Regions from separate parts of the Mus musculus genome. Here region 1 is linked to region 2. Evidence: chromatin loops called from intact Hi-C (ENCODE). Cell type or tissue: heart. All regions are shown on one strand. Links, peaks and the distances in the headings refer to the core of each region. The heading gives the core; the rest is flanking DNA. Region 1 overlaps Snd1 (staphylococcal nuclease and tudor domain containing 1). Region 2 overlaps Rbm28 (RNA binding motif protein 28).

Region 1 (5,376 bases), core at 200-5,199, 620 kb after region 2:
CCAACACAGTGCAAGGCAGGAGTTAGGAAGATGCGGATAAACGCACTCAGCGCAGCCATCACACAGACACCAGAAAGTCCAATTCCTCTCCATGGCACATTCTAGACTCCAAAGGACACCAAGACTTAAGACTAAGAAGACACCCAGTTTAAGACTGACTAAGAGGGCAGTGTCTAGGTTTTTTCCACAGAGCAGCCAACAGAACAAGCAAGAAAAGGATGATAAACATAGAACTTAACCTGATTAAGGCTCCTCCTGAGTACCCGAGACATTAATTGCACAGCCATTCTACTGAAAAGACTTTTAGTCTCAGTATGGCTCTTCAATCTTTGTCAGCTAAAACGATAAAGGAAGACATCTTTGCAGTTATCACTGCATAAAAACCTTTACTATGGCAGAGAGCAAGCTCCCAGATAGACTATAATGGAATGCTCTGGTTGATAGGTAACATTAGCATAGAGTTTTATTCTGGAAGAGTTTACCTGGCACATTAACTCCATCCTTACTTCCTCAAGCACTAACAAGCCCATGTGCATACATACACACACATGCACACACCTCTAATGCCTGGCCACCCGAAGACTCAATTCTCAACAAAGGCAAACTGCATACTTCTTTCTCTCCCAAGAAATGTTTAGGGCAAGGTTTATATAAAGGGCTCTCATGTTCTGCAGCTAAGCCCCTGGTCCTTTGCCCTGAGGTTCCTGTTGAATTCAAACATAGATTTCATTAATATTAGTAAATACTATAATGGTTCCCTCAAAAAATAAGACTTCTAAGGTGGAAAGTCAAGCCAAAAGATGCTACAATGAGGAAAAGTTGAGTACTGAGATGCAAAAAAGTCAGAAGAGAGAAAAGAAGCCCAGGCCCACTATCAACAAAACTCTCACAAAGTGTTACAGAGCACCCTGAAATGCTGAACCGTTTAGGAAGTGAGTTCTCAAAGGGAGTGGTAGTTAATATTCATCGGCAATTGGTGATTCAACCAGATGTGGAATCACCCAGGAGCCACAACTCCAGGTGTAGTTTTGAAGGCGTTTCCAGAGAGGTGTGAGAAGAGAATGTCTACCGAGGCTGTGGGTGGCTCTGTCAGGTGGAGGAGTCCCTGTCTACATAAAAAGGAAAAGAAGAAATTAAGCTGAGTGCCAGCATTCACTCTTCTCTTCTTCATGACCAGAGATGAAACGTGGCCAGGCACTTCATGGCCCTGCTGCCAAGTCTTCCCCAGCTATGATGGAATGTATATCCTTACACTGTCAAATCAAAGCAAACTTTCCCTTCCTTGATCTACTTTCTTCAGGAAAACTAACATAGAATATTTCTCATGAAAGGAGAAAAATAACATTCTCTTAAACTGAACCTTCAAAGGAAGCAACAAAATGTGATAGACAGAAAGCAAAGAAAGGTAAACATATCTATCTATAAGCCTAGGATCTCAATCACACATATTTATCAAATTATGAATAAGAGAGTCACAACTTGATAACATTCTGGACCTGGTAGATAATTATCTTCAAAAGTCAGAGGAGCGGGGTGTGGGAAAAAAAAAAAAAGTCAGAGGAGCAGCCTTAGTGGCATACACCTGAAATCCCAGCACTCAGAAGGCAGAGGCTCTGAGTTCCAAGACAGCCTCATCTATATAGCAAGTTCCAGTGCTACAAAGTCAAGAGACTTTCTTATCTTTCTATAGTAAGTTGTGGGCTAACCACAAGTTCTACTCTCCTACCCTCCATATGTGCAAGGGAACTGGGCAAGATGGCTCCACTCTCATTCTCAATTCACTTTTCTAGAACTTGTATAGCTCAGCCTTAATGGGATGTCATTTTTTAAATTCTGGCCTAGAGTCAACAATGACTACTCAAATAGATAACCTAAGTTGTTATGGTATTAGGAAGACTTCTAATTAACTAACCACAGAAAGCTTAATAAAGAGCAAAATCTGCTCTAAAACTATCCACGGATGCCTAGCTCTTAACTAGAAAACGAACTCTTTCATTGTCCTACTGCCCACTCAAAACGCTATTCTCAAGATTTACACACTCTGAATCCAATCCAAAGAAGACCACAACTTCTAATAGCCTACGAATCATGGCCTAACTAAACAATAAGTGTTTATGTGCGCACACTCATGAGTGTGCTCACACAAAGTTAATGATGATATACCATGTTAGTTTTTTAAGAAAGATTTATTTATTTCATTTATATGAGTACACTGTAGGTGTCTTCAGACACACCAGAAGAGGGCATCAGATCCCATTACAGATGGCTGTAAGCCACCATGTGGTTGCTGGGATACTCAGGACCTCTGGAAGAGGAAGCAGCCAGTGCTCTTAACCGCTGAATCATCTCTCCAGCCCCCTGCTTTACAAGTCTTAAAGCTATCTCTCAAAAGCTTACAAATGACCGGGCGGTGGTGGCACACGCCTTTAATCCCAGCACTTGGGAGGCAGAGGCCAGCCTAGTCTACAAAGTGAGTTCCAGGACAGCCAAGGCTACACAGAGAAACCCTGTCTCGAAAACAACAATAACAACAAAAAGCTTACAAATGAAGAAACTAGGGCCTATATAGGCAAAAGGTAAAAAGATACAGAATAGGAAAGTCAGAATTCTAACCTCATCTATCCAATTCCAACACCAGTTTTCATTCTATTTTATTTTAAACCATGAGACAGATTTTAAAAATAACATCCGTCCCCAAACAGATCTTTTGCTAAAGAGTCCCTAGAAAGAAGAAAAAAGCCATAGATAGAAGAATGCAGAAAGAAATATATGAAATCTATAGGAATTCAATTAGCACTCTGACCCCACAACAAGGAGCTGGTGAGTGGCCTCCATGGGAAGAAGGATGCTGCAGTAAACCATAGGCCCTACAGCAAGCCAAGAAAGCACAGTGGTGAACAAGGACCAGGGCTGCTAGAGGTATGCACGAACACAGCAACAGTTCCCATACCAACTGTCCTAGAGCTATGGACATGGAGGCCCATACTGGCCTTCCGCCTCAATAAAAACGGATCCTTAGATTAACTAACAAGTCCATTCCTCTTGCTGCTCACCTTTTCCTAGGTAGATCATCCCATACTCTCGTCCCTGGGGAGTCTTGTTTTCTATCGTGAAACAGACTTCTTTCCCAATCAGCTTCTTGCGAAGGAACTCTCGGGCAGGAAATGCCCAGGGCTGAAAGACAAAACAGAGCAAGTGTTACTGAAAAACTGCCTACTCCAGACCCTAGCCAGCATCAAAGCAACTTCATGTCTTCAATAAAGACATTTAGACACCTACCTCAATCTCGCTAGACCAAAGACATGAAAAGAACACAACAATAACAACAACACAACAAACTGCACACTCAGGGCCTCCTAAAAAAGGTTTAGCAGTTGGATTAAGTAGCACAGGCCCTAACCCAGGCCTTGGCGCTTCCCAGACAGCAGCAGTAGCACTCTCCTCCACACTCTTGCTCAGTTATGGCTTACTTTTGTACAATATTTGCCAACGTTTTTATAGCACTTAGCACGTGCCAGCCAGTGCTCGGACTACTTTCCATAGATCATTCCAGTCCATGCAATGGGAAGTGCGTCCAGGAACCACCTAGCAGCGGAGCATCATAAATAGCTTCTACAGCATCTGCTCGTCTCCTTCCAGTTTACAAGGCCCTTATTTTCCCTAATGCCAGTTCAAGGCAGAGCTGGCGCGGGGACAAGCTTTTAGTGCTGGGACTATCTGAGAGTGAATCTTTGCCCTGGCAGGAGCTTTAGTTATGTCATTTCCATCACCGTTTCAAGGACAGCAATAAAGTTTACAGAACAGTCCCCAAAATGTTTCCTCTTCTACCTCTACTCTGATCTGAAACCTGGAATTTGGCCAGTAATATGGCTTAGCAGGTAAAAGCTCTTGCTGCATAAACCTGACAACCTGATTCTAATCCCCAACTCCATCTTGCAAAGAGAGGACAGGTGCCTGAAAGCAGTCCTCAGGCCTCTGCATGCATGCTCTGTTTGTTTGTTTGTTTGTTTTTTGTGTGTGGTTTTTCGAGACAGGGTTTCTCTGTAGCCCTGGCTGTCCTGGAACTCACTCTGTAAACCAGGCTGGCCTCGAACTCAGAAATCCGCCTGCCTCTGCCTCCCAAGTGCTGGGACACACCACGCCCGGCGCATGCATACTCTTAAAACACACACATACATACACACACACACACACACACACACACACACACACACACACAAAGTACTATTACTACTACTAATAAACTTGGGAAAATGTCAACTATTTAAAACCGTGGGGAGACAGCAGTGACACCTTATGAATGCCATGATGGCATCCTGTCCACTCATTCAGGAAAGACACAAGCAGGGGGGCAAAGGAGGGGAAGGGGTGGCAGCACACATCTCATAATAGGAAATAGAGCTTCCGCATGAACAAGATAATGCACAGAGATATGCACAGAGGGATGGTCTTGTCCACCTCATCACAGCTAGGATGGTTCAGGTCTGTCCAACCCACACCCTTTATGTAGCTGACCATGGCTATAAATGCTGCCCAATGTAGAACAGTAGACTCTTAAGACTCAGATGTTTTTCATGTGTATGTGACTTTTTCCCAACTGCATTGTTCTCAAGTGTTTACTTTGTAGATGACATTGTGTCACAATGTCAAAAGGTTAGGCACACCTATACAGTGAAAAGGAGCATTCTCCTCCTCATCTGACACTCGGGGCCCCTAAGAGTCCCACTTTCCTTAGGTCAGAAACGGGAAGGGACCCAAGGGGCACAACAGCATCCCACAGACTAAACGTTGATGTACAAAAGGGAGTTTATCCCTTTACAATTCCAATCTTCACGCTCTGCCTGCTGTCATCCCTTTGAGTCACAATTCAGGATACACATAATAAAATGCAGTCTGTCAGTTAGTGGCCTGAAAAAGAAAGCTCGAATCACCTTTTCTATCCAGGACACTTTTTTCACTAGGTCATTCAATAAACTTATCGAAATTTTGAAAAAAATCCATATAACTTTCTAGAAACTAGCAGCCAATGGAAGATGCAAGTCACAAAAGGGCTGTTATTTAAACCCAATGGTGGGCAGCTCTTAGAAGAACTTGGCTCAGGCAAGAAACCCAAACCAGCCTCCTCTTGACCATCCATCCTGCTCTTCTCTCCTCAAAGCGCCAACAAGCAAAGAGACACATGACAGCAACAGAGCTCAGCATATCACCTTTCATTCTTAGCATCACCTCACTTCCTCAAAGTGGAATCTGATATATGATTCCAATTGTAAACTTCACAAAGGAAAATGGTCATGAACCAACAGTACTGAGCCTCCTGTATTTTAACAACTACAGTGGAAAAACTTCCTAAAAATTTACAGAGCTACAGCTGTGGTC
Region 2 (5,376 bases), core at 205-5,204:
GAAATGGTTAATAAGTTGGGCTGATGGTGAGGGCTTTGGTGGAGGGAGGGTCAAATGAGAGAGGTATCTGATAAGGCAACCATAAATAAATTGTATTGTAGTTCAGTCAACAGTGGAGAATTTGGCTTTAGGAAGGGAGCTGGGAAGAGGAAGTGGAGGCAGTTGTAACAGTAGCGTAGCAGCAGAGGGAGAGCTGGCGTCTGGACGGTAGGTGGTGGGAAATTGGCTTTAGGATTGGAGTGGGCTTGCCATCAGGCTGAACGGAGGGAGCTTTTTGAAGAGACAACGGTGAGGGGGAGGGAGGAGCTGTTAGGTTGCAGCTGGAACAAGTTCTGGGGGCCACAGTGGCAGAAGAGGGAGTGAAGGGTAGGGGTCACAGTAGCCCAGACATGGACATAAAGAAGCTCCAGGACTTCCAAGAAGGACATTGCGCAGGCCCAGAGGGACCCAAGAGAGCTGTCAGACTTAGCAGGCAGCTCATGGAGGAGATAGCGAGGAAAGGATCTCACTGTGAGCCAGACATAGGGCTCAGGAAGCTGCAGTTCCTAGGGAGACTGGAGAGAAGATACGGGGTTGTTACGGAGTGTTGGAGGGCAGACTGGGCTGTGCAGAGTGGCAGGGCTGACGTGGAAATAAGTATAGCTGGGCGGGCAGTTGATGGGTAAGGAGAAGGGGGACCTCCTGTAGTGGGGGCCTGAGGAGTGTAGCATCCTTGCTGAGGTAGGCTCAGGCAGTGTGGGCTGTAGGGAGGTGTGGGTGAGGTAGGCTGCATGAGCAGCCCAGCAGCTGGTGAGCACGAAGTGCCTGCCAGTCAGTACTCCTAAGACTGAAATGCTGCAGAGGCTTACAGTGTCATGTAGGACTGTTCAGAGAGTGTAAGAGTCACAGCACAGGGCTTGGAGCAGCAGAAGGGAAAGCAGAGATGCATTTGGGAGCTAAAGTGCACTATTAATGTGTTTTACTGGTGCAGGAAACATTTCTATCACCAGTGGAGGCCCGTGGGTCTAAGTTGAGAGACTGGGCATCTTCATGTATGTATCTTGAGATCTCTGGGACAAAGGGGTCACAGCAGACTCATGTCACCAAGAGAGAGACCCCAGTGGGCCTAAGGAAGAATCTAGAACCTGTGGACAGGGTTTTCAGAGGCGGAGGACTCCAGATCTTAGCAGTACAACCGCCCAAAGTGAAAAGAAAGCTTTGCTAACCACACAGAACTGAATGGAATGTACTTATCAAGTGTAGGAATGTAGGGAGTTTGGGGGGAAACTCCCCAGTTAGCCACTGTTGGATGGAGAGGAGGGTGTGCATGGGAGATTCTGTAGGCCAAAAGCAGATTTGGCCTCATACCTTCAACAGCAGTCTGCAACTCCAGTTCCAGGGGCGAGCTGTAATAAACCCTTTCCCCACCAGCTTGCTTTTGGTCATGGCTTTATCACAGCAATAAAAAGCAAACTAAGACACCAGCAAGCACTCTGCCAACTGAGCTACATCCCAGCTAGCCTCTAGCTTCTCTTTTAAAGTCATGTCCAGAATACAGAAAGATACGCCTTTTGTTTCCAGGGGAATATACAGAGTGGAGTTAGGTCCTACTGCATTTTCTAGGTCAGGTTAGTTTACTAAATTGTAGGCAGACTGCTGAGTGAGATGGCTTGGTACGAAAAGGCTTGACACAGCCTGACAACCTGAGTTTGATATTCAGGATTTACATGCTGGAAGGAGAGAACTAGATTCCTACAAATTGTCCTGTAATCATCACATGCATTTCATGGTGCACATGCATGTATATGCATACTAAACATTTTAAAAATACACAAAAAGCTTTAGCTTCTCAGATTAAGGATATTCAATGTATGGTTCCTGCTCTTTCCTTTTCCCTTCCCCCTTTCTCTCTCCCCTTCTCCCTTCCCGTTTGCCTAGTCATCTCACCGTGACCTAGTCATCTTAACATGTTTTTCTTTTGCGTTATTTTGAAAGATTTTGCCCTCGTTAGAAAATTTTAACTGAGATCCAGATTTCATATAAACATGGCGGGGAATATGTCTAATTCAATAAAAGAAAAACATGTTTCTTACCAGACTCCCGTGAAAACTTCTGGTTGTAATAAGAAAAACTAATTTCAGCCCCAGTGAGTGAAAGAGAACAGACTGGATGAATACTGGTTTGTTCACAGAATCGGTGTTGTCTAGATGCAAATCTTGAGTAGGCAGTGAAAGTCTGGGAAATTTAGATTCCCGCTGCTGGAGGTTGTGGGTCTTTTCTCTAGGATGCCATCTTTAAAAAAAAAAAATGAAGGCACAAGGTATTTCTGTAAAGTGTATTACTTTAAGGGTACAGCTAAGCAAAGTTTTCATTTATATAGCCACATGATTATCAGGTCATGCTATAGCATATCTGTATCATTCCAGTATCTGTGACACTTCAGTTTCGAAGTTAATGTATCTATATCTGCAGCTTTTAGTTTTTTTGGCTTTTTTTTTGTCTATTAAATTTTAAATTTTCAAGTGACAGAATCTGATATAGGAAGGTTGGGACATAGGGCCAGACTGATAGACCAAGGCTTAGCCACTAGGGGCCGCTCTTGTGTGCTACTGCTATTTTGAAGAAGGGAGAATGGATGTGAACAAGGCAGACATCATTTGTCGATGTCTAATTCATATACCTCAGATCAAAACTCAAGGTCTTGCTTTGTCACTGAAATTCGTGTGACCTGTTTTTCTTCCACAGAAATCTTTCATTTGACTCAGAAGAAGAGGCACTTGGCGAGGTCCTCCAACAGTTTGGGGATCTTAAGTATGTCCGAGTTGTCTTGCATCCAGACACAGAGCATTCTAAAGGTACTGCCCTCGGCTGACCAGGCCCGACATCAGGAAAGAGCATAAACCATGCCGTTCTGGTCGGTACACAGTCTGTTCTGTCTCTGGCTTGGCTTCCATTAAAAGCCCAAGGACATTTTGAGATTGTCCTTCGTGACGTGGAATTCAGCAATTTAATGGCTTTGCCAGCCTTAATTTTGTCTCAGCCTTTAAAGCTCTTGCTTACTTACTTTAAGAAAATGAATTCTATTTGTTGTTCTCCTTTGCATTTCAAATGTGATAGCATCTCATGGGCATTAATCATTCTACATTGCTCAGAATTAATAGGGAACTTTTTTCTTTGATGCTTTTGTTAGAGATAGAAACTGACAGAAACTTTGTTGCATGGCAGCAGTCAGAGGGAAACTATGTATAGGAGTGGTGCGGGAATATTATCCTCATAGTGCTTGTTACTCTTGAGGGATCAGCACTCATTCTAGCACAGGGCTGAGTATTAGTGTGTGAACAGATACACATAGATCGCATTAGCCTGTTTCTAAGCTCTTACCCCATGGACTGCAGCCGTTCTGTTTAAGCTTCCCATTACTCTGTGTTTGCTTTATCCTGACATAAAGAAAGCATGGCTTACTCTGCTCCCATCTCAGAGCATGAAGTCTGTTCTGATGGGAGCACAGGCAGAGCCGCTCATCTTCATGCTGGGCCAAGAAGTCGAGAAAGGGTGGCTGGTGCTAACGGTCTGCTCTCACCGCATCCTTGATTTTGCCCACGCCCCTAGACCATGAAGTACCACCCACCTTTAGGGAAGATCTTTCCCCTTGCTCCTTTTGGAAACATACTCACAAATATACCTAGAGGGTGTGGCTTCGGTCTCCGGGGTGGTTCTCTGCCCAGCCAAGTCACAGGGAGGTAAACCATCATAAGCCTTGAGGTCATCGTTCACTGACTCCCTAGCAGGGCTGTGAGCCCTTTCCTCAGAAAAACGCTGTGTCTGAGGCCTTGTGGCTTCTCAAGAGTTTATCCGTGGTTAAGAACTTCCATTCTAAACCTTACTTTTCAACTGATAGGAATTGATTAGATAAGACTTGGTCAATTTTACCTTTACTCAGTTAAAATAATGTAGGCAGTACTGAACAGCTCCCTGGAGGTAGGGACATTGGCTCACTGAGAGCTCGGCTTATTTGCCTGGTAAGTGACTAGGGTAATAAAATGTCCTCAGCTCTGATGGTCACACCTCAGGACCTTTTTCAGTTCTGGTTTGTTTTTCTGGAATGGACAACTAGAATCTCTTAGAACACCCAGAGTGCGGGCGCGGCACTATTTCACTTTTATCTCTTAGATTAACACTTCTACAATGTAGCCGACAAGTGATTTGCTGGACGTCTTTTCTGTTCCCTCAGTCTTGATAGTTAATCATTTTAAAACCATAATTTTAATTTTTTTCAATGTTCTGTCATTTGCTGGCTCTAACTTGCTGGAATTTTCTGATACTTTTTCTGTGTTCCTTGACAGTTTGTTTCTCTTAGCAAGCCTTTTTACTGCCTAGAACTACCGTGATCCATGACCTTAGGGAGATGCTGAGACTGAACCAGCCAGCACTGATTCTGAGACAGTGATTTCCTTATACTGTGGACTCTCCCTCTCCCTCTCCCTCTCCCTCTCCCTCTCCCTCTCCCTCTCCCTCTCCCTCTCCCTCCCCTTCCCACTCCCCCCTTCTATTTTCTTTTCTTTTCAGACAGGGTCTCACTGTGTAGACCAGGCTGTCCTGTAACTCACAGAAATCTGCTTGCCTCTACTTCCTGAGTGCTGCGATTAAAGGTGTTCACCACCATACCTGGCCTGATTTTCTTGCTATGGGATGACTAGGCAATCTGCCTGTTAGAAATCTTTTACCTCTTCATCCTTTATTTCTTTCATTACACTTGTCCTTCAGTACCCACTGGGTCTTGTTCAAGACCATGGCAAATACCAAAATTTGCGAGTACTCGAGTTCTTTATATAAAATGGCACAGTGTTTGCATATAACCTATGCATACCTTCCATACACTTTCATCTCTAGATCGTATATGTATTAAGGAACAAAAATAAAGCAACTTCCTCTTGGATTAGTTGGGCTTAGTGTAAGCCTGATTTGAATTGTCCACTTGTCTTGTGTCTACTGTCTGTCCCTAATAAAGGACTTTGCCTCATACTAATTGAACAGTACAGAAAGCATGGTATGGGGAAGCAATGAGGGATCTTTATAGAAATCTTTGACAGGAATACTATTTCCAGCAGACCCAGTATAGCAACAGGAGCTATAGTAACAGATGTTACCAGCCCATGTCTACCTGTTGCTTTCAGTGTTTATATTTGTTGTCTAAGATTGCTTCCACTCTGGGCTGGAGAGATGGCTCAGCAGTTAAGAGTTAAGACTGCTCTTCCAGAGGTCCTGAGTTCAATTCCTAGCAATTGCATGGTGGCTCACAACCATCTGTAATGGGATCTGATGCCATCTTCTGGTGTGTCTGAAGAGAGCAATGGTGTCTATTTCATAATATATTTACACCTCAAAACTCAAAAAGAA

Evidence for each region. Hi-C counts contacts between places; a loop is a spot of excess contacts. Peaks named below come from ENCODE experiments on the same cell type or tissue, not always from the same donor. Only the 100,000 strongest peaks of a DNase experiment are listed, where the experiment ranks them.
Region 1: a loop joins it to region 2, with 2.3 times the contacts of the local background. A loop is called at or near these places in 11 of 42 quality-filtered maps.

The regions. Positions count from the first base shown.
Region 1 is chr6:28,517,943-28,523,318 of GRCm38, reverse strand. It overlaps Snd1 (staphylococcal nuclease and tudor domain containing 1), which reads right to left. Exons shown (of 24, transcript NM_019776.2): 3 at 3,054-3,174. Among named protein-coding and RNA genes, the nearest start is that of Snd1, 40 kb to the right of the region's middle. In heart, for the core only: a CTCF peak has its summit at 2,238 (motif pointing right); no DNase peak of the experiment used is centred there.
Region 2 is chr6:29,141,012-29,146,387 of GRCm38, reverse strand. It overlaps Rbm28 (RNA binding motif protein 28), which reads left to right. Exons shown (of 19, transcript NM_133925.2): 10 at 2,725-2,834. Among named protein-coding and RNA genes, the nearest start is that of Rbm28, 21 kb to the left of the region's middle. In heart, for the core only: a CTCF peak has its summit at 2,564 (motif pointing right); no DNase peak of the experiment used is centred there; H3K4me3 peaks cover 354 bases; H3K27ac peaks cover 1,121 bases.